Regions from separate parts of the Homo sapiens genome. Here regions 1 and 2 are each linked to region 3. Evidence: chromatin loops called from intact Hi-C (ENCODE). Cell type or tissue: HCT116. All regions are shown on one strand. Region 1 overlaps PKNOX2 (PBX/knotted 1 homeobox 2). Region 2 overlaps PKNOX2 (PBX/knotted 1 homeobox 2). Region 3 overlaps CCDC15 (coiled-coil domain containing 15).

The links. A loop is a pair of places that touch in the nucleus more often than their neighbours do. Peaks named below come from ENCODE experiments on the same cell type or tissue, not always from the same donor. Only the 100,000 strongest peaks of a DNase experiment are listed, where the experiment ranks them.
Region 1: it touches region 3 in a loop (3-fold over the local background); 5 of 110 quality-filtered maps call a loop at or near these places.
Region 2: a loop joins it to region 3, with 8 times the contacts of the local background. A loop is called at or near these places in 34 of 110 quality-filtered maps.

Annotation. Positions count from the first base shown.
Region 1 is chr11:125,220,762-125,228,761 of GRCh38, reverse strand. The region is part of intron 1 of PKNOX2 (PBX/knotted 1 homeobox 2); the gene reads right to left. Among named protein-coding and RNA genes, the nearest start is that of PKNOX2-AS1, 42 kb to the left of the region's middle. RefSeq lists enhancers at 1-126, 3,877-4,489. In HCT116, a CTCF peak has its summit at 3,871 (motif pointing right); a DNase peak (open chromatin) is centred at 3,881; H3K27me3 peaks cover 273 bases.
Region 2 is chr11:125,401,095-125,409,094 of GRCh38, reverse strand. The region is part of intron 7 of PKNOX2 (PBX/knotted 1 homeobox 2); the gene reads right to left. Among named protein-coding and RNA genes, the nearest start is that of FEZ1, 91 kb to the left of the region's middle. RefSeq lists an enhancer at 1-341. In HCT116, a CTCF peak has its summit at 4,030 (motif pointing right); a DNase peak (open chromatin) is centred at 4,064; H3K27me3 peaks cover 3,144 bases.
Region 3 is chr11:124,957,305-124,965,304 of GRCh38, reverse strand. CCDC15 (coiled-coil domain containing 15) reads right to left here. Exons shown (of 16, transcript NM_025004.3): 3 at 6,041-6,190; 4 at 5,302-5,490. Among named protein-coding and RNA genes, the nearest start is that of CCDC15, 7.1 kb to the right of the region's middle. In HCT116, a CTCF peak has its summit at 3,130 (motif pointing left); a DNase peak (open chromatin) is centred at 3,104.

The DNA of each region.
Region 1 (8,000 bases), 260 kb before region 3:
ATGTCCACTTAATCCTGGCTCCGAAACTCTAATAGAATAATGGAATACCAACCGAGGGTTTTTTCTCTCTATGCAGATTGCTTACACCATGTTAATCACTTGCAAAGCAGGCCACATACCACTCCGGCTCACATGACCCTCCAGGGAAAGTAGCAGACCAGAAACATTCAGTGCAAGGCTCATTACTGACATGGACCATACAGCAACACCTTCCCTCCCTCCCCCAGGTGACTCCGGGACAGCCAGTGTGGGGTGTCATTGAGAGCCATCAGGTGTGGTGGGCCAGAAAGCAAGACACCTAAGACCTAATAATAGCAAACATTTATTGAGTGCTTACTATGTGCCAGACACTGGGCTTGCTGAGCTCCTTCTATGGACTACATGACTGCCACCCGTTTTCATCCTCTATAGCTGCATGGTGCAATAAGGTAGCCAAGGGCCACGTGTGACTTTTAAAATTCGAATTCTAATTAATTAAAATGAAATGAAATGTAAAATTCAGTCCTCATTCTCACTCACCACATTTCAAGTGCTCAACAGCACATGTAGCTAGTGGCTGTCATACTGGACGGCTCAGATGGAGCACGTTTCTGTCATCGTGGAAGGTTGTGCAGGACTGAGTTGCTCTAGAATGTTAAGGCTATTGTATCTTTTTTGTTTAACTGATTTTTAAGCAAAGGAGGGGAGAGGAGCAGTACACTACCCAAGGTCATGCCATGCCACTGATACACGGCTGAGCTGGGTTCTAACCCTCATCTAACCCAGGCTTGCTCCAGCCAGGACCAGCAGTGGAGGCAGCAGGGGGCCTCCTGAGCCTTTCAAGGCTGGTAGAAAGTCTCTTCTGTTCTCTGTGGCTCCTCCGGGGCTCTCTGAGAAACTGCCTTTTGCAGCAGGTGCCACAGACCCAGTGAGGTCAGTAGTTGCTCAAACGGCGTTAATGAAGAAAATGAATATTGACTTAAGGGACAGCAGAAAATAATTAAGACACCTTAAAAACATGCCTCCACTTTTTACATACTATAAACCCAAAGGAAGCAAAAGTGGCGACTGAAGCAGATACTTGTACACTTGTGTTCATAGCAGCTTTATTCACAGCAGCCAAAAGTGGGAGCAACCCAGTATCCATCAACAGATGAGTGGACAGACACAATGTGGCATGCATACGTCTACATCCAATGGAATATGATTCAGCCTTAAGAAGGAAGGAAATTCTCACACATGCTACAACATGGATGAACCTCGAGGATACTATTCTAGGTGACATAAGCCAGTCACAAAAAGACAAATACTGTATGGTTCCACCTGTACAAGGTACTGAGAGTGTCAAACTCACAGAGATAGAAAGTAGACTAGTGGTTTCCAGAGGCTGAGGTGGAGGATGAGGGACTGGGGAGTTGTTGCTTACTGACTACGGAGTTTCAGTTTTGCAAGAGGAAAGGCGTTCTGTGGATGGATGGCAGTGATGGTTGCACAACAATGCGAATATACTTAATGTCATCAAACACCAAGGCAAATTACTGACATGCACCATCTAGCAACCCATTCCCTCCCTCCCCCAGGTGACTCCAGGACAGCCAGCGCAGGGTGTCATTGAGAGCTATCAGGGGTGCTTAAAAATGCTTAAGATGGCAAATTTTATGTGATATATGTTTTACCACAATTTAAAAATACGTATATATGCCACCACTAATATCTCCCAATTTCTATCAAGAATAATAAAAAAATAAAGAGCCTGAGATCTTTAGGAGTAGGGGAAGGAGCAGCTCATCAGTCCAAGGAGAGGATAAGGGAGCCAAGGCCTGACAGAGAGAGCAAGGAACCCAGAGCCTCCCAGCCCCAGCGGGGAGAAGTCAGAGGAGAGGCTGCCAGGGAGGAGGGACTGTGTTCCTGAGGATGGGACAGCTGGGCCAGCCTGCAACAGGGAAGGCAACTCCAGAAGGCTGACACTGGAAAAATGAGCAACGATTTAGGATTAAAAAAAAAAAGGAAAAAAAAAAACCTGGTGAGGGTAGGAGAGGGGGCCAATTAGGAGTGTAGGAGAGTATCTACGCTCCTAGTTGTACCATCTAGGTGTATATCCACAGCAATAAAACGATAAGCAGGAAATCTAAAAGAAGAGGGGAATAGGAGGAAGAGAAAGAGATGAGAGGATTTGGGCACCTAATGTGATGCAGCAGTCAGTAATGGTTTGGCGTGTTGGAAAGGGTGTAGACAGGACCTAGGAGACGGCCCTTGTCCTCATAGTGTTATGACTCTGTGCACATTGCCCTAACTCTCTGGGCCTCAACTTCCTCATCTATTCAACCCAGCGGCTGTACCAGAGCAAGAAGAACCTTAAGGTGGTAGCAGTCCACAAATCCCTGGAAATTTTACCCAGAATAGTATTTGTGTGTAAGTTTTTCCGGGGAGAGGTTTACAGATTTTACCAAGATTTCAAGGCTATCCACATCCCCTGAGAGGTTAAAAATCAGTGGAGAAGATACTCACTGGGTTCACATTCAGCCATAAAGTCCTAAAATTCCAAGAAATCTTGGACCAGACACCAATAAATCTTTGGAGGGGTCAAATAAATCCAGATGTCTATTCCTGCCTTGCCTGCAAAGCAGACATATTGTAAAAATGAAATGAAATAATTACATACTTTGAAAAGTTAATATTACGTGTCTTGTGCAAGTAAATATTGCTGTTGTTGGTTCACAGGAAGCAAGAGAAATTCTGCAGCAGGCAGAAAGGAGGAGGCAAGTTGCCACACCTCTGCTTTCCTGAACAAAGGCAGTGTGATGAAGGGATGTGGATGGGCTACAGGTTGATCCCTGGGCTTTTCTCATTTGGTTGGAAATAAAGAGGCCTTTAATTCCCCTTGTGGAGAAGGGTCTAGCTCAGAGAAAAAAAGAAATACAGCCTACCCAGGAGGTGCACCCCAGGGCAGAACACATGCATCTCTTTGTGCTAACAAGACCTCATTTTGCATCCAACTTTACTTTGGAGGAAATTTTCAACTGTGTGACTGAGAAAAGTGACAGACTGAAGATGCATCAGGGGAAAACAGCACAGGCAGAGGACAGTATTTGGCACCAGAGAGCCAGCCCCAGACTGGAAACCCTGCATAATGACTAAGCCAGGGTCGCCAGGCCAGAGGGGACATTGCTACCGTGGGCTGTGCCCTCCAGGAGTAAGCCAGCCCAGAGGCAGTGGGTGGGGGAGCTGGAGTCTGGGGCAGCTCAGTGCAGAAGTCAGTGCTAGAAGTGAGATGGATGGGCCTGGGCAGACTCTTAGAGATCATCTCTCTTGACCTCCTCATTTCACATTTGAAGAAACAGTTCAGAGAGTGGTGGAGACTTACTTAGAGAAGTCCAGGATTGGAAGTCATGCCAGTAATTCCCTTCATTCATTTACAAAATGTTTTCTGAGCATCAGATCCTTCACTAGGCTGGGGGTCAATGACGAACAGCAATTCCAGTTCCCTGCCCTCAAGGAGCCCACAGTCTAATGAGGGGACAGACAACCAGTTGACTAGGGAGTTAAGTATGATCCAGCAGCTCTATAGGTCCTGCAGGACGGGTTCTCCCCAGCAGGCGTTTCAGAACCTTCTATTCACTCCCCTTTGGGGCAGGCACATCCAGACAGGGGCATGTTGAGGGTAGGCCACACTTTCTCAGACCAGTGCTGGAGGGAGTAGAAAGAATTTCACTATCAAATCCAAGCCAAGCTAACAGTCATTGGCATCTCAGAAAAGATGCCATCCAGGCAGCCATCCGAAGGCCACTGGAGGGAGCACCCAGCACCCAGACCCTGGGGGAGGGAGATGGACCCCACTCCAGCAAGCCTGCCACAGTCCTCTCCAAAGGGCACCACGGCACTTCCCATTCATTATTCCCTAACTTGCCTCCGGGGGGCGGTCCTGAATATTGTTTCATAAATAACTTAACAGGGCTCCAGCTTGTTTCACTGAGGTTAGACAGATGTGTACGGTGCTGGCTGATTATGAGGGAGTTTGGCTGTGCTGAATGGTTCTGGGATGCTGATTCTCTGCGGAGGGGTGGCTCAGTGGAGAAGGCAGCCGCGGCTGGTGTCCCCACCTGGATCTGGGATCACAGCAGGATGCTGAAAGAGCATTTGTTTCCAATTGTTCTTAGCCACTAATTTGGCTCCTGGGTATAACACCAATCTGAGAACAAACGGAGTAGGAAAACTGCCTTTCTGAGGGAGGCCTGATTTCACCATAAACAGGCAAGGGGCGGGAGATTTCCTGAGTTCACAGCACAGGCCTCGGCCTCCCAGGCAAGGCCGGCAGCTTCAATCTCCAACCCAAGTCACCCTGACTGCACGGCCATCTGCCTGCCTCACCTGCGCATGGCTCCTCCGAGGGGCTCCAGCAGAGGACAGATTACTCTGATGGCAGGTAGATAAAATGGGATCCCTTGCTAGCAGTAACTACCCTGAACAATCTCTCTCCTGAGCAGCTGACAGTCTCCACCTGGCACCTGCCAGCCACAGAGCTTGTGGGTGGCACCGGCTGGATGGGCTGGCCCGGGCGACTCCCCAGGCACGGAGAGGCCAGGGAAGGCCCTGCTGAGGCAGGACTTGCTGGAAGAACCCTCTGTTGGGCTGCAGGAAGGTCCGCCTGAGACATCCATCAGAAGAAGACACAAAGGCAGCTGTGTTTCTGGCGGACTGAAGAGCTAGCAGCGTCCAGGGGCAAAGGGGAAAAGCTGTGTGAGCAAGGCCGCAGCAGCCGCTGCCTTCTCAAGACTCATGTGCAAGATCGCCAGTAACAAGAGGCCCTTCTTGTCGCTAAATTGCCTTCCTGTGGCTTAAAATAATTGAATCAGAGAACTTTCAGTGTGACCTTCTTGAAAGCCAACTAGGAGATATCATGCCTTTACCAACCCTTGTGGCCTTCACTCACAGCCTCCCAGCTGCAATGTCATCGTTTCTAAGCCAAAAATGCCTTCCTCACCAGCATGTGATTTAGCTATTCAATAGCTTCATAGATCCAACGTAGTATAAAAATACTGGAGGAAAGAGGACAGTTGTTTTTTTTTGTTTTTTAATCTTCTGGAAGTCAAAGTACATGCCACGAAATCTTTGCATTAAAGTTTATGAACCTTGTTCAAAAGGAAAACTCTCAGGCCCTTACTGACGGCTTCGTTACTCTGGTTTTACACATATTTCTAACAGACTAAGTTACCTGGTACCTTGAGCCTCAGCTGATTAGAAGTATTAAAAGAGGGCTGGGCGTGGTGGCTCATGCCTGTAATCCCAAGACTTTGGGAGGCCGAGGCAGGTGAATCACTTGAGTCCAGGAGTTTGACACCAGCCTGGCCAAAATGGCAAAACTCATCTTTACTAAAAATAGAAAAAGTTAGCTGGGCATGGTGGCGGGTGCCTGTAATCCCAGCTGCTCAGGACGCTGAGGCAGGAGAATCACTTAAACCAGGGAGGCGGAGGTTGCAGTGGGCCAAGATTGCGCCATTGCATTCCAGCCTAGATGACAGAGTGAGACTCTGTCTCAAAAAAAAAAAAGGACTAAAAGAGGAAGAGTGTGGGCTTCCCCAGAAGGTAAACTGAGGTATGGAGGGTTGGCCTAGGAGAGAGTTAAAGGGCAAACCAATGTGTCATTAAATGAGGCTCAATCATGTTCCAGATAATTTACTTAAGAAGACAGGGAGGATGTCCACTTGTAATATTTACAACATCCTCAGGGTACTTGAAGAAGTAAACCATTAGCCATCTAGAAAATCCCAGACGAGAATCCTTCTTGGTGGTTCCAGGCTGCCGGGCTCTTCCTGTAGGTTGTCTGGTGTGTTCAGAAGCTGCTTGCATTCACTCCTAACTAGGCTCATTCATTCATTCAACATTCATGGACTCCTCCAGTTGCTGGGTCACCCCAACAATGCAGAAAGCAAGATGAAAGCAGAGACACCTTTCGATGCAACACACACACACATACACACGCACACACACACACACATACACACATACACACACACATACACACATACACAGGCACACAGACACAGACACACACACATACACACACACATACACAGCACACACACACATACACACACATACGCACACACATACACACACACATACACAGCACACACATACGCACACACATACACACACACATACACACACATACACACAGACACACACACACACACACCAGGAGCACCTATTACACATTAGGTGCTTGACAGATGCACATTGTATAGATGTTAGAAAAGGCATCTGGAAAGAGCAGAGGCCAGCCAGTCAGACTGTTCTTTAACCCAGTCCCTAGGTACTCAGGTGAGAATTTTTGTGAGAAGGGGCTATAATCATTCAGGGTTCAACTAAAAATATCACATGAAAAACATCAAACTGCTCCACCAAGAAAAACAAAAAGACAACATAGCCTCAACCCTGAAGAAAGTGTGGAGAAGATCCCCCCAGTGCACCTCAGAGAAAGGTTGAAGGAAAGGCATCCGTGTCAGCCCCAGAAAAAAATCCCAACTGGAAGAGAGCAAGGGGGGTGGCTCAGGATGAGGAAAGACCCATCACTGTGGCCCCAAGGCAGTTGTCACCCCTCTGTGGGCTCAGCTTCCTCATTCAGACAAGGAAGAGTTTGGGGCCATCAGTGTCTGACGTGCTTCTGGCTTCCAGGTCAAGTTCCCAGCTTTGTTCAAGGGCCAATTCTCCTTGTCCCTCTGATTTATTTTCACTGCAGCTTTGAAAGGCATGATTCTCATCAACAGTTCCTCTCCAGGCACCGCCAATCACCCCAAAATACGCATTTGATTTCTTCCCAACTGTGTTAGGTCTCTGCCTCAGGTACGCAACCAGGCGACAGCAAGTGATTCTTCTACAGCCCGGGCGGGCAGTGGGCTGTAGGTCATGGCACTACTGTCATTTTGGGGACAGGAAGTTTTTATGAGACTCACACGGGGTGGTCGGGGAGGAGGAGGGATTCCAGCAATCTGCCCTGAAGAATGCAGGTTAATAATTTATATGTGCATTTAAAAAAAAAACCTACTGAAACAAATTGCATACAAATTGTGTGACAGTCGAAGGAAATGTGCCAGTGTTGCTCAGTGAAGCATAATAAATATATGCAGCCCATAATAACAAGCTACTTAAACTCAGGGCACTATATGATTTATTAATTGTCTTCTAATCCTTTCCAGCTACAACTAAAACCAAGAGTGTGGCCGTATCTCACATACTGACTTATACGCCTCCAACACTAAACGGCGTGGCTGCGGTTAGCTCTCGGGTCCATTTTTCATTCTGGCCCCCAACTCTGCAGACGGGCCTGGAGCAGGGTGGGCTGCTTAGCAGACTGCTGTTCTCACCAAAGGGGGTAAATGTGCCCCAAACACACTGCACTTATCACATGGATGCCACACACTTCATGCTTATTTTGCCTAGAGTTCCCCTCACCTGGCTTCCCTTTCCCATCCACCTCTCCCACTGCCACCAGTACCAAGGTGCCCCTGGGTGGACCCTAGTCCACTATCTCCTGGGATGCCCCAGTGCCAGGCTCACAGCCCCAGAGTCCACTCCAGCAGCAGTTGCAGAGCCAATTAGATGGTGACAATTTTTGTTTTGTTTTTTTTTAGACAGAGTCTCACTCTGTCACCCAGGCTGGAGTGCAGTGGCGCGATCTCGGCTCACTGCAACCTCCACCTCCCAGGTTCAAGCAATTCTCCTGCCTCTGCCTCCCAAGTAGCTGGGATTACAGGTGCCCGCCACTTCATCCAGCTGATTTTTTGTATTTCTAGTAGAGTCGGGGTTTCACTATGTGGGCCAGGCTGTGATTCGCCCGCCTCGGCCTCTCAAAGTGCTGGGATTAGAATTAGAACAGAAATGGGAGCAGAACACAAAGTCCTGCCCTCTCCCTGGGACGTACTGACCCAGTGGCGAATGTAGGATTTTGCTGTTGTGTCTACTGGTTGGGCCTCCACCCTGTCCCTAGTGCTACAGATGCTGGCCTTTGAAACTTCGGAGGA
Region 2 (8,000 bases), 440 kb before region 3:
TCTCTTAGCTCCTCCTAGCCACGGTTCCTCATCTGAAGACGGGGCTTGAACCAGTTAACAGGTCCAATGGCCATTTCGGCGACATTCCCATGCTCAAATGCTGGAATCGTAAGGCGTGAACTGCAAGGATTTAGAGACAGGTAAATGGTCAAGGAAATAGACAAAATGGGGCAAAAAAGAAGGCCCCAGCTTCCCGGTTTTTGTTTTAGGACTTGAAGAAGCTTGGGTCTTCAGCCTCCAGGGCAAGTCTAGGGTTTTGAGCCCGGAAATCTGTGTTTGGAGGAAACCTCGAGCCAGTGACTGCCTACCTGTAGCAACGAAGGGAAAGTGTTACAGCCCGGGGGACAGCCATGGCGAATCTCCTCCCAGACCCTGACAACACAGAACCTGGCAGAGCCTGTCAGGAAGTGGAAGTCGGCACTGATTTATACATCTCACTCGATTCAGCTGATTAAATCCCCCTTGGCGTCTCCTCCAGAGCTGCCTTTTTTTACTCTCCTGGGTTGTCTCTGGCCCAAGAGCTGGAGGAGTATTTCCTATAAATAAGCAGCGCCAGGAGGAGAGGAGCCAAGCACGCCCTCCTCCCACCCACCTGCCGCACGGGCCTCCTGGTGTGGCTCCTCCGGGTGGGTGGGGCGATGGAGGCCTTGCTTCTATTCTGAGCTCACCTCTGCTGCTGTGACCTTGGGGAACAGAGGGGGCAGCTCTTGCCTTGGCTTCCCCTTCCTGGGGCCCCGTGGGAGCCGCCTAGCCCGTGAAGCTTATACTTTGAGCAGAGCTCTTGGCCTTTCTGTTCCTGCAGTCGCAGTCTAAAATGGAGTCTGCCATGCAGAAGCCTAGAAACTGGAAGAGCCCCTGGAAGCCACACATTTCCCCTCCCTGAAGTACAAATAAGGCACTGAGGTTTAGAGATGCCTGGGACTTCCCAAGGCCACACAGCCCGTTAGCAGCCAGAGGACTAGAACACAGATCTCCTTCACCCACAAATGCCCCCTACACCGGTTCTGGGCTGCAAATGCTCCTTGAATCCTGCAGGTCAACCAATCATCATTGCAGGCAAGGTGAACAGATAAAAACAACTAAAACTCAGAAGTCCAGAAGCAGCGTGGGCACTGGAGGAAAGGCAATCTCGTCACCACCCTTCTGTGGGCCTCATCTCCTTATGTATACAGTGCATGTGACACCGGGACCCTCAACGCCTGAGTTTTCAGCGATGAGACTGCTCTGAGTTTGAGTTCTCCTTGTTCCAACATCCCAGCCTACCATTCTCATGGTGTGTAAACCGTGCTGATATTATATTTGAAGCTGAAGCAAACTCGGAAGGTAAATTTACTTTTTTTTTTGTTTGTTTTTTGAGACAGGGTAGAGAGTCTTGCTCTGTTGCCCAGGCTTGTCTCAAACTTCTGGGGTCATGTAATCCTCCCACCTGAGCCTCCTGAGTCATGGGATTACAGGCGTGAGCCACCACACCAGGCTTGAAGGTAAATTTAATGGGGGAGTGGGTACCTCCATGCCATTCACCTTAAAACCAGTGGAAGTGACTTCTCAATCCCTTGTTTGGAATCATCCATGCTAGCCTGTGCCTCTTCTGGTAGGGATATTTGAGAATTTCAAACATAAAAGGTTGTCCTAGACTTTCTTCACCCCCAAAAAAGTACCCAACAAGGTTAGAAAAATACAAGCAAAGTCAGTAAAATAAATACAAGATGTGTCCCTTGGGATTCAACCAACACACATTGTTTCCTAGCCAAAGGCAGAGGGTGAGCCACCACCTGGATGCTTCGTCTGCTTACTCAGACCCTGGCTGCTTCTCCACCTTGTGGCTTGGATACCCTCCATGCCAATTTACCCAATTTGGGTAACTAAGGGCAATTTATGCATTGGATCAGAGCCTTCTCTTTCCTACCCTTCTCTCCCTTCCCTGGGTCTTTGGCTGGAAGGTGCTGAGAGGCAGCCAGATTCTATCAGTGAAGGAATAAAATAAAAACCTTCAGAGATAGAGTCCAAGGGCAGGGCTGGGACTGGCAACGTTTTAGGTGGGGCAGGGAAGAGGAAGCAAAATTTTGGCATCCCGGAGGTCTGGGGAAATGATATTCATCCCTTACATCTGTAAACATGAGCTGCTTCACAAACCTGCCTTGAGTGTGCTTTTTTTTTTTTTTTTTTTTTTTTTTTTTAGACATAGATTCTCAGGGCCACTGGGTCAAGACCCTCACCCATCATCTAGCAATCTATATTTCTAAAAACTTCCTTGTGATGGTCCCAAAGATCGTACACGCTGAGTATGAGAGAGCTTTCACCACGCTGTTCCATTTTAATGTCACCATCACCCCATGGGGTCAGCAGGACTGTCCTATTTGCCTGAAGAGAGATTGAGGTCCAGAGAGGATGGAAGTGACTTCCCAGAGTCAAATAACTGTGCCTCCAGCCTAAGGCCTCTGGCTCTGAGTGTAGGACGAGTGCTCACAGAGAGAGGATATGTGCTTCGGGGTCAGACAGGCTCCAATGCAAGCACAGTGCCTGGCACATTTAGCCATCCAATAATTTATTTCCCACTTCCCTTGGCTAAGGTCACTCAACTAGGGAGTCGTACAGTTGGGATTTAAAAACCTGTCCTAGAAGCCTTCAAGCCACTTGAGTTCTTTACGTAGCAATGGAAGGGGTTCAGCTGGGGTTGCGCACGCAGGCAGAGTTGTGCAAACCTGGCTACATGTCTCCCTGTCTGAGATGTTCCTGGGCAATGGTCGAGTCCCAGGATCCTAAGCATCGTCTCTGACTAGCCCCACAACTCCACTTGGCTGCGATTTCCAGTCCAGGCTTAGTCTCTAGAGCCGTGGAATGGAGACAAGGAGGGTCTGACTCTCTTTTCTGAGGAAGGAACTTCCAGAGCAGCGGTGGAAACCCCGTGGGGAGCACATGTTGGCTAAGCACACAGTATTATTAGCTTTTTGACAGCTTCCCCTCAGGGCTTATCAGACTCCAAACCCAGGTAGATGCCACTGTGTCTAGACACAGAGTTGCTCCCCTCTAGGCTCCTTAGCACCCAGATGGAAGTGAGAAGAGTGTTTGGTACGGTTCTAGTTACTTTTTTCAGCACCCAGAGCCTCACATCCCTGCTGGAATTATCCAGGAACCTGGGGATGACAGCTGGTTATCCAGCCCAAGAATTCTGTTCGTTTTGTTCCACTAGGAAGACAGCCGTGGTGTCCCCAAGCCTCTGGAAACTGCCTGAGGCCTGGGAATCAGATGAAAACCAACACGCCGGGCTCCATGGGCACCCCTGGAAGCGGCCCCACTCCTGTTCCTTGTGTGCTGTTGATTGAGACTCAGAAGCAGGAGCCTCTCAGGAGGGGCAGAGCAAGGCAGGGCTTTGGGTTTGGAATGGCAGAGAACTGGTGCCTCCCGAGCACCATCCTCTGGGCCAGCTGCAACACCCTGGAACTGCGACTGCCACTCATTCTTCACAGACCTCAGTGGTCCCCAGGGGAGTTTTACTCCAAATTGCATTTGGAACAGCAGAAAGATGACTTGTTCCAAAGGAAGGCCTTACTAAGAAACGATGAGAAGCTGTGGAATGACTTTTGGAAGTGGGGGGTGCAGGGGCCCACATGAATGCACAGCGGTCTCACGTCAGCCCAGGAAGAGCTGTCTGTCCCTGTGAGCCACCGTGCTTCATTTTTAATAGGGAAAGGGCTTGAACTGCCCTGGGAAACTCAAGGAAGACTTCATTTCCACTCAAGGAAGGAATTCCTGGAAGAAACCAGAATGGGACAAAGACATGAAGGAGTGAAGGAGATAAATGACAGAAAAGTTTCTGTTTAAGCTGTTTTGAAATAGGTGGAATTTTTATCTTACTTGGATGCCTGTGAAACAGGGGAATGAACGGGATGGCCTGGCAAAGATCCTTCCAGCTGAGGACTGTAAAAGAGCCCATGCCATTTCCTAAGGATTGTGTGGGAGGGTGGGTGACGGTGAGTCGGTGGCCGGAGTGGGGTGCAGTGCGGAGCCAGCCCCAGCCACCTGCCATCCTCCCCCCGGCCACTAGAGGTCTCTGCTGATCCACCGGCTCAGACCACACTCACCAAAGCCTCCCAGAAGGCGCGTGCTGGCGGCTCCCCTGCCTGGGCTCGGGGCGGGTGGGGGTCGGTTCTGAATGTCTCCTTTCTGCTGGAAAGCTTGTCCTGACCTCTCCAGGGCACAGCCGCGGCCCGTCCTCTGGACTCTTCAAAGCCTCCCATCTGCCTTACATACTGGACACAACAGAATGGTTCTCTCTAATGCAGGCGTCGTCTTTCCCTAGCTTGGTGGCAGGCTTTTTGAGGGAAAGAGGGGTCTTTCTCTGAATTCCCCGAAACTGCTTAGCGCAATGTTAAGTGCATGGTACATGCGAGATACATGTGTGGTCTGACTTTGGCCTAAGGCTGTGGGTGTATTCCTGTGTGTGGTGGTGTGTGTGTGTTTGTGTGTGTGTGATGTGTGTGTTTGTGTGTGTGCCCGCGCAAATGTGCCTTAGGAGGGTGGAGAGGTTGTCCCTGTCCCCAGACACCCCTTCCCGGCAGCATCCCTCCGTTCTGGCAGAGCCAGGGCCCTGTCTTAGACCAAGAAAAGCCAGATTCCCAAACTCGGGAAAGCCAAGCACATGTAAACAAGCCACCTAATCCTGTTCTTGTTCCACTCCTGTTGGGGGCCTTGGTCTCAAGGGAAAGGCAGTTCTGGCCTGTGGGGACAAGCAGCAGCTGCTGCTCTTAAGGAACATTCCTTCTCAGGCGGGAGAAGCGCTCAGGTTTCACTAGCCTGGCGGCAAAGGCCACCCTCTGGTCTCTGGGCTCCACGGCTGCAGGGCTGGGGGTGAGGAACCGGCAGAAGAGACAGCTTTAATGCCTGTGACAGGCAGTGTGGCTCATTTTATTCCACTTCAGTCTAGGGATGCCCCCTGTCCATCTAAGTAGTGATCTTTCCAGGGTAGATTGCCCCCTACCCCAGCCCCATCCAGTCTTCTCCCTGGTCCTGTCCTCAGGATGCTTAGCCACTGGGCAGAACCTCTAGGGTCCTGGCTGAGGTGATGGCCCCCTACCCCTTCCGCCCCCTGCCAATCTGGAAAATCCAAAATTCCTTAGAGGTCAATAGGCAAGTGCCACCCTTCTCAGGTGGGGATGCATTGATTAGCCCCCTTCCTATTCTGCTGGGGAGGCGCAGAGCTGCAGAGTCGCATCTGGCAGCTGGGCCTAGCATCTCAGAATGTCCTCAACTTTGTACCTCTCATTTCCCTACTTCCAGTCTACTAGCAAATCCAAATTCTTGCTTCGTAGCAATTGGCTTCTTCCTCTGTAGTCCCTACCCCACTGACCAATAGCTAGGTAGGGTCATCACTCTCCACCCAGGTCCCAGGACCCCTGATTCTTCTCCCCATGTGTCACAAAAACATATCCCCATGTAGCAAGAAGAACATGGGCTCTGGAGTAGCCCATCCCGGACTCCAGCACTTGCTAGGTGTGTGACTTTGAGCCAGGGTCTTCACTTCTCTCAGCTTCTCTTTTCTTGGATGTAAAATGGAGAAAATCATGTGTACCTTGCAGCCTGTCATGAAGAGTAAATTAGATAATCTGTGGAAAGCACCTAGTACACACCATGTTTGAGACAGAGGGGAGCTCAATAAATGTTCACCGTCTCCCCTCCTTCTGCCAGCTCTTCTTGGACCAATACAAGATGTGGCTGCTCAATTGATTTGTCTCCAGCGTGTCTCCAGCCCTGACCCTGTTGCCTACATTCTCCACTACCTTTAAAGTCTTTAGCAGTCGGCCACCACTATTAGCCCCAAAACAGAACTCCCACACATTTGGCTTCAAGGTACTCCATCATTACACTTGGAGACCTGGGACTGTGTCGCATCCATTTTTTATATCCCCAGAACTCAGTAGGCTCCAGAGGTGCCTGAATGGATGCAGGATGCGTGAATGAATGAGCCCCCTTCACCCCATCTCCTCTCTAGGGATTCTGATTGGCTCTCTCTGTTTCTCGCCTTCTTTCAGACTTCTTGCTACATTGGAAACACTCACCTTTATAAAGGTTGCCAAATAGGCTACCAACTCTCACCAAGCCTGCCTGAAATGCCACCTCCCAGAGGAAGCCCTCCCAAGGCCAATGAATCTGTAACTTCTCCAATCACAATGGGCAAAATCCTCCTGTTGTCCTCTCCACTCTGTACTGAGGTTTGTTTATCCTATTGTGGAGCAGGAACAAACTGGCCATGAAGGTGTGAGGGCTGGGTCTGGGACTTGGTCCCCCTCTGAGGAAGGATGAAGGATGCTGAGTTGAGACTGGGGCAACCTCAAGCCACACATGTGGATCACCCAATCCAGAATCCCTGCCTGCAGCTCCTCTCCCCATCTCTTTGGCTGCTCCTTTCCTCTGTACTCTTGACCCTGAGCATTTCACGGCTGACATGATTTATCTAGATCCTCATTGTGACTCATGGCTCTCTCTCCCTGAGACTGGGAGCTCCTCTTGGACAATGGCTTGTGTCTGTTCTCACAGGACCTAGCACAGAACATACAGTGAGTGCCCCCCAAACGCTTGGCAATTGAATGAGAACCATGATTCAATCCAATTTGCCTGGAATAGAGCTGAGGCTTAAATCTCCACAGAGAAAAAAGGATGAATTTCAGGTCAAACTAATACTTGAGTGAGGTGTCTCTCTAGTGGAATGGTTCCATTTGCGCCCTCTAGGAAGGACAGGAGAACCCAGAGTAGGGTCTAGAACCAGTCTCCTTACAGAGGATCCTGCCCCCACAAGAAGCCTGGGCTCTGAGGAGTAGGAAGCCTGGGTGTCATTGGGTGCCTGCAGCACAGGATGGGTTCCTAGGGAGGGGGAAAATCTAGCTGTGGCCCAGGTCTTTGAAAGTCTGCTTTAGTCCCCTGCTTGGTAGAACAGTCTCCCTTACTTCCCATCTCCACTTTGCCCAGCAGAGAAGACTCACACAGAGAAATCGAAGGCCGAGCAGGAAAACGCTCAACCCATCGATCTGGATGGAGGACACGGCATAGCATCTGGGAGTGGGGATACCAAGTTGAAAACAAAAATGTCTCCCGCTTTGCAACACAAGGCTGGATGATTAGCACACAGGGAAAACCATGAGCCAGCAGTTTGCAACAAAGCTGGCAGGCGGCTGGAATGTTGATCCAGAGGATCATGTTCCAGAGGGGAGACACCCCTCCCCAGGCCAGGCTGGTGCTCAGGCTATTTCAGGCCGGGGGGATTAAGGGTGAACCATGACGAATGCATGTGCCCGCGTGTGCACACACATACACACACACACACACACACACACTCACAAGCTCCTTTTCTCTCTCTCATACAGGCTCCTGTGTCTTGAACCCAAGACCTGCCTCCTGCACTGAAAGTCTCGGTCCCCGATTCTTAGCAGCCCTGGGCCTCTCCTTCCTGGGAGAGCCCATGCAAGCCCGGCCCCTACCTTAGTGCAATAATGACAGGGGCCTGTCCTGGGAAGGCTTAAGAGACGTGTGAGTGTGCAAGTGGGCCGAGGGATGGCCAGAGAAGGCAGGAGAGCAGGTTAGGAAGCTCCTGCCATAGCCTATGTGTAATTACCGTATTTACCCCTGAAGCCTGAGCAAAGCAGGCAGTGGCAGTCAGAGAAAATGCAGGGGCAAGTTTGAGTAATACAACAGGAGCAGCACATAGCACATCCTCCTGACTTTCCCGCCTCCTCGTACCCTGGCTGCGCACTGAGCCACATGCATTGTCCTTTCACTTGCTGTCACTCTTGCTGCCGTTCCTCTCTCCGTCTGTCCTTCTGCCCCGTCGTTCTCAGTATCGTCTCCCTTTTCCTGGGTTTGTGTGCCTCCCTGTCTCTCTCTCTTGCTCTTTTCCTCCAATTCTTCAGCCTGTCTCTGCTTCCCTCCTGAATGTTGACCCTGCATATTTGGCTTTCTTTCCCTTTATTTTTCTTCCTATTTCTCCTTTCCTCCTTTGGCTTCCCCTT
Region 3 (8,000 bases):
AATAATTAATAGCCTACCAACCAAAAAAAGTCCAAGACCAGATGGATTCACAGCCAAATTCTACCAAAGGTACAAAGAGGAGCTGGTACCATTCCTTCTGAAACTATTCCAATCAATAGAAAAAGAGGGAATCCTCCCTAACTCATTTTATGAGGCCAGCATCATCCTGATACCAAAGCCTGGCAGAGACACAACAAAAAAAGAGAATTTTAGACCAATATCCCTGATGAACATCGATGCAAAAATCTTCAATAAAATACTGGCAAACTGAATCCAGCAGCACATCAAAAAGCTTATCCACCAAGATCAAGTTGGCTTCATCCCTGGGATGCAAGGCTGGTTCAACAAATGCAAATCAATAAACGTACGCCATCACATAAACAGAACCAAAGACAAAAACCACATGATTATCTCAATAGATGCAGAAAAGGCCTTTGACAAAATTCAACAGCCCTTCATGCTAAAAACTCTCAATAAACTAGGTATTGATGGGGCATATCTCAAAATAATAAGAGCTATTTATGACAAACCTACAGCCAATATCATACTGAATGGGCAAAAACTGGAAGCATTCCCTTTGAAAACTGGCACAAGACAGCGATGCCCTCTCTCACCACTCCTACTCAACACAGTGTTAGAAGTTCTGACCAGGGGAATCAGGCAAGAGAAAGACATAAAGGGTATTCAATTAAGAAAAGAGGAAGTCAAATTGTCCCTGTTTGCAGATGACATGATTGTATATTTAGAAAACCCCATCGACTCAGCCCAAAATCTCCTAAGCTCATAAGCAACTTCAGCAAAGTCTCAGGATACAAAATCAATGTGCAAAAATCACAAGTATTCCGACACACCAATAACAGACAAACAGCCAAATCATGAGTGAACTCCCATTCACAACTGCTTCAAAGAGAATAAAATACCTAGGAATCCAACTTACATGAAGGGATGTGAAGGACCTCTTCAAGGAGAACTACAAACCACTGCTCAACTAAATAAAAGAGGACACAAACAAATGGAAGAACATTCCATGCTCATGGACAGGAAGAATCAATATCGTGAAAATGGCCATACTGCCCAAGGTAATTTATAGATTCAGTGCTATCCCCATCAAGCTACCACTGACTTTCTTCACAGAACTGGAAAAAACTACTTTAAAGTTCATATGGAACCAAAAAAGAGCCCGCATTGCCACGACAATCCTAAACAAAAAGAACAAAGTTGGAGGCATCACGCTACCTGACTTCAAACTATATTACAAGGTTACAGTAACCAAAACAGCATGGTACTGGTACCAAAACAGATATATAGACAAATGGAACAGAACAGAGGCCTCAGAAATAACACCACACATCTACAACCATCTGATCTTTGACAAATCTGACAAAAGCAAGAAATGGGGAAAGGATTCCCTATTAATAAATGGTGCTGGGAAAACTGGCTAGCCATATGTAGAAAGCTGAAACTGGATCCCTTCCTTACACCTTATACAAAAGTTAATTCAAGATGGATTAAAGACTTAAATGTTAGACCTAAAACCATAAAAACTCTAGATGAAAACCTAGGCAATACCATTCAGGACACAGGCATGGGCAAGGACTTCATGACTAAAACACCAAAAGCAATGGCAACAGAAGCCAAAATTGACAAATGGGATCTAATTAAACTAAAGAGCTTCTGCACAGCAAAAGAAACTACCATCAGAGTGAACAGGCAACCTACAGAATGGGAAAAAATTTTTGCAATCTACACATTTGACAAAGGGGTAATATCCAGAATCTACAAAGAACTTACACAAATTTACAAGAAAAAATCAAACAATCCCATCAAAAAGTGGGCAAAGGATATGAACAGACACTTCTCAAAAGAAGACACTTATGCAGCCAACAGACACATGAAAAAATGCTCATCATCACTGGCCATCAGAGAAATGTAAATCAAAACCACAATGAGATACCATCTCACACCAGTTAGAATGGCAATCATTAAAAAGTCAGGAAACAACAGGTGCTGGAGAGGATGTGGAGAAATAGGAACACTTTTACACTGTTGGTGGGACTGTAAATTAGTTCAACCATTGTGGAAGACAGTGTGGCGATTCCTCAAGGATCTAGAACTAGAAATACCATTTGACCCAGCCATCTCATTACTTGGTATATACCCAAAGGATTATAAATCATGCTACTATAAAGACACATGTGTTTATTGCAGCACTATTCACAATAGCAAAGGCTTGGAACCAACCCAAATGTCCATCAGTGATAGACTGGATTAAGAAAATGTGGCACATATACACCATGAAATACTATGCAGCCATAAAAAAGGATGAGTTCATGTCCTTTGTAGGGACATGGATGAAGCTGGAAACCATAATTCTAAGCAAACTATCTCAAGGACAGAAAACCAAACACCGCATGTTCTCACTCATAGGTCGGAATTGAACAATGAGAACACTTGGACACAGGGTTGGGAACATCACACACCAGGGCCTGTCGTGGCATGGTGGGAAGCGGGGAGGGATAGCATTAGGAGAAATACCTCATGTAAATGACAAGTTAATGGATGCAGCACACCAACATGGCACATGTATACATATGTAACAAACCTGCACGTTGTGCACATGCACCCTAGAATTTAAAGTATAATAAAAAAAAAAAAAGAACTGAATTCCTTGGACAGAGAAAGATAGGACCAGATAATATTCTTTTTTAACATTTAATTAAAAATATAAATAAATTCAAACCTATGGAAAACTTCAAACATATACAGAAGTAATCAGAACACTATAATGAACCACCATGGACAGATATGGATACCTCACTTTAGCACTATCAACTCCTAGCCAATCTTGCTTCATCCGTAACTCCCTACTTTACCTCATTCTTTTATTATTTAAGTATATTCCAGACATCAAATACTTTCATGTATAAATGTTTCAACATGTCAGATGAATGTTTGAAACTCTTCCAACTCCAAGATCACATGTTTCTATAACACCAACACGAGAAAACTGAGACGTGTACTAACATTCAGAAAGTGAATTATGTGTACCATTTACCCAACCAGTTCTAGATAAACTAAGGGAGTTCGTGCCTGAACTGTCTCATTGTCTAGTTTCACGGTGACATCTAGTGGATAAAAACTGCAACAGAAGTGGTAAGATCAGAAAGCATCTATTGTCATGGAGTCATATGGACAAAGTTTACAGGCTCAAAATAGTTAAGTCACTGAGCATTCTTCAGTAGTTCATGTCCTTTTAAAAAAAAAAGTGTGGGGGTATTATAAAAACTTTAAAAAATCTTGTGACATTTAAGGTTTTTCATAACCTGATTTCCTCCTCCTTATCCAACCCCATTTTTGGTTATTCTCCATTATAAACTACCAATTAGAAAGGTTCCATTACTTATTCCCAAATACACCTGGCTCATTGGAGATTCTAGGCTTTTTTTTTGTTTGGGTGGTTTTTAAGAAAAAATTATCTCGGCCAGGTGTGGTGGCTCACACCTGTAATCCCAGCACTTTGGGAGGCCAAGGCAGGCGGATCCCTTGAGCTCAGGAATTTGATACCAGCCTGGCCAACATGGTGAAACCCCATCTCTACTAAAAATACAAAAATTAGCCAGTCATGGTGGCAGGCACCTACCCCAGCTACTCAGGAGGCTGAGGCAGGAGAATCAGGAGATTCTCTTGAACTCAGGAGGAGGAGGTTGCAGTGAGCCAGGACTGCACCACTGCACTACAGCATGGGCAACAGAGTGAGACTCCGTCTCTAAGAAAAACAAATTCTCTTGAATTTACCAATACAAAATGTGTAGTTCAAGTCTATCTCTCCCATGAATTCTTCCCCTACTGTTTCCTTAAAAATTTCTGAACTCCCATAGCACAACTTTATTGCAAAACACAGAAAATCTCTCTATATTATTATCTGATACAATGAGTGGTCTATTAGTTTTGTATTTCTACCTGAAAATATAAACCCATGGAAGGTCCTATTTTACATTTCCTTAGTATCGCTACAATCCATAACAAACAGCATAGGCAAATACTGCTGACTGATGAGTTCTATTTTTGTATTAAACAGATGAAGTAAAATCCTCACTACAGTGGGACTAACAGCTACAAGCACCACGAAAGCAAGGACTGTGTCTGTCTTAAGTCAATGTTCTATTCCTTGTACTTTATGCAGTGCCTGGCTCAATAAATATTTGCTAAACAAATAAAAATGATTATTACAAACTGAACAATGACAAGAAAGAGTCAAATAGTTGTGGACAAAGAAAAAAATTTTAATAGTAGTTCAACATGATAATGTGTGCTTCTAAACTTTTCCTATTTATACTAATAGCACAATTAAATTTTGACCAAGTATGTTAAGCAGTAATACAGCTTTTATTTTCACATACTCATAATTTTCCATATTTTCTCTCTTCCTCTCATTATTTCTAGTAATACATTTTAAATAAGATGAAGAACAATTACTGAAGCAGAGTTGAAGACTGTATCAACTGGACAAAAGCTCAGGTATACTAAGGTGGGGGCTAAATGGACAGAGTCAAGCAATGTGAATGGATGAAATCTACTCACAGTGGTTAATTTTTAAATATTAGGTATATAAAATGAGTCATTAAATAAAAATTACATTTTTCCAAAAACTCTGGATATGTTACGAATTTACTATGTATTATTCTTTAACCTACAACTATAGATTCATTTATTGTGATAATCAGATTAAAAAACAAAAATAAGAAAAATGAGACAAAGATAAATAATAAATGAAATGCCACCTATGTATACTGAACTTCTTTGCAACGAAGGTAAGAATTATTTCTCTCTGTAAATTACAAACTAATAGTAGCTTGCCTAGAATATAATTTCAATATAACTTGGAAAATCCATGTTCTTGACCTAAAGTGCTTTCTAATAGGTTTTGAATTCTAGCACTTTGGCACTTTTCTTTTTTTTTTTTTTTTTTTTTTTTTTTTTTGAGACGGAGTCTCGCTGTCGCCCAGGCTGGAGTGCAGTGGCGCAATCTCGGCTCACTGCAGGCTCCGCGGCACTTTTCTTTAGATAATTTTAGAGTATCTTACCAAACACAAATGAATTTAAATTTAAAATTTTTAAAAAGCATTATCCCACTATTCCCCACTTTACAAAGCTAAAAAAAAAAAAAAAGGGGGATGATTATCAAAAGTGAAGCTGAGTGTGATAACTCTTAATCCCTACCTCATACCCTAGATGTCATATTTATAGTTTAGGGGATAGGGAAAATATCATAGACATAAAATAAAAAGAACAGGTACTTACAGCCTGGGCTTGTTGTTGGAATAATTCGTTCTGATTCTCTTCATCCTCTATTCCATCCCCAGGCATCAGGGAAGGAGGTAACCTAGAACTTCCAATAGCAACATTCAAATTGTTTGGAAAAACACTTGTCCTTTTGGAAGTTAAGTGTGTTGCTGAAGACTGCATGGCTATGGAGCCTTCTTTTTGTGCCTACACGAAAGAAGAAAGGGGGATAGTAACATTCTACCCCAATCCAGAGCAATCAAATAATGCCTCTAAAGCAGTTCAGAAGATTTTAAATTGGGGTGGGGGGCAGGGGAGAGGCTTTAGCTGGCAGAGAAACTAACATTTACCAGGCACCTCCCATGTGCTAATAATTTAGGTTATCTCATCTAACTCTCACACAATCCTATGAGAGAAGTATCATATCCTTATTTTATGGATGAAGAAACTACAATCAGTGAAGTTAAGTAATTAGCCAAAAGTCAATAGCTAGAAGTAGCAAAGCCAAAATTCAAACTCAAGTCTGAACCCAAAATTCTGACATTGCTTTTAACTACTTGGTAAAAGCAAAAAATTGAGTCAGAACACAGGAATAAAACATGGTTTCTCTACAAAAAAAATTTACTGTCTTCACTAGTTAATTAGATTATATTAGGCATGTAATCAAAGGAAAGCAATTCTGTTACTGCCTAATAGCTTATCTCATAACACACATATTTTCCATTCAATCTTTACTCAGGCTCACTTTTGAACTTACTCTTTCATAAGACTTCTGAAGCTGTTGCTTTTTTCTCAACCTAATTTGTTGATTTACTCGGTATTTAACTTGTTTCTGAAAATGTTTCAAAGCTTCTTGTTTTTTTCTTAGCTGTTCCTTTAGTTCTTCTTCAATTAAATATGCTGATGTCTTTAAAGATGAAAGACAGAAAATGAACTTAAATGTTAGCAGTTTTGTCCATTAGGGCTGTTTTAAACACAAAACAGTCAGGATAAGGATACAATCCTGAAAAAAATAATTCCATTCTGTACAAAAAAAAATGGAATGTATGAGTATCAAATCTTAAATTTTTTATTGAATTAGAACTAACGATGTCTTCATTAAATCTTAATGAACCAAATAAAACCTAACACGTTACACATTTTCTAAAATGGAGTAAATAGTCAAGACACACCAGGTTACTTACCACTCACCAAATATGTCCTATTGTTAAAATGTCTTCATATTTGGCATTATGCTCCATTTTTAACCTGGCATGCCCTTCCTTTCATCTCCACCTAGTAAAGGCCTATTCAGTTTTCACAACCATTTAATACCCACTCCCCAGTACCTTCCACAACACTCTCTCTCTAAGCCCTCTTATGCTATAACACCTCTCATTTCACCAATGTTAACTGAGTATAGTACTTCTTGACTCCCCTACTAGATTATGAACTCTTTGAGGACAGGATATGTATTCAATTCTCCTTTATTTCCCCTACGGCATCTAGTACAGAGCCTTCACTATAAGGGTAGTCAATATATATTTATATAATTGCTCAATTCCAAAACATATTCTAAACCAGGGGTGTCCAATATTTTGGCTTCCCTGGGCCATGTTGGAAGAACTGTCACATAAAATACATTAACACTAGTAGCTGATGAGAAAAAAAAAAATCACAAAAAAACTCATAGTGTTAATTAAGAAAATTTATTAATTTACATTGGGTCGCATTCAAAGCCATCCTGGGCCACATGTGGCCCATGGCCGCATGTTGGACAAGCTTGTTCTGAACAATCTGGAACACTTTATCCCATTTGAGTTCTTGATCTGCATTTATCTCCTCTAAGTGCTTTGAATAATAATCATAGTCATCATCATAACAGCACTTATCATTATTATGGATCTATCAGGTGACAAGTATTTTAACTACTTTGTAGCACTCTATCCTCAAAACCACCTTTGGCAGTAGGTATTCTTATCCCTTATGTTACAGATGAGGAAGCTGGAGTTCAGAAAGATTAAGTAATTTTAATATAGCTAACTAGTAGCAGAATTAGAAGTTTCTGACTCCAACAATTATGTTCCTCTCTACACTGCTTTTCTCTTGACTATGTCTCTCTTTCACTAGGAATTTTCAAATTAAATAAAATCATCATCATATCTCGTACCTATTCCTTCTAACTCAGTGATTCCAACTTCTAATTCTGAAGGGTACCTCAGATCATTTTACAGGCTGTCATTAAATTCTCAAAATCAAATGCATTCAAATTTCAATTTAAGTTAAAATTTCCAAGATGTCTATCCCATAAACTACTCTAGTGGAGTGTACAAGTGTCAAAGAACAATTAGGTAAAATAATTCCAACGGAGAGATATATACGTAATGAAGCCTGAACAACTGACCCAGCTTAACTCAAGCCCCAGACAAGTTTAAGCCATTCGGCCTCTTTCTTTTACCTCCATTTTCTCTGCTCCTCTTTTACTCCACAAGATTACAAGCCAGGTCATAAAGAAACTTCCACCTCTGTTCTTAGAGTGCTCATTCTGAAGGAAGTCAGCACCATATAAAAATTCAGACTACCCTGAGATTACCATGCTGTGAGGAAGCCCAAGTTAGTCAAACAGAGAAGCCATGTGAAAAGAGAAACATATCTAACCAGCACCCAGACATTCTAGTCATCCTAGGCCAAGCGTCAGATATGTGAATAAGAAAGCCATCTTGGACATTACAGCCCAG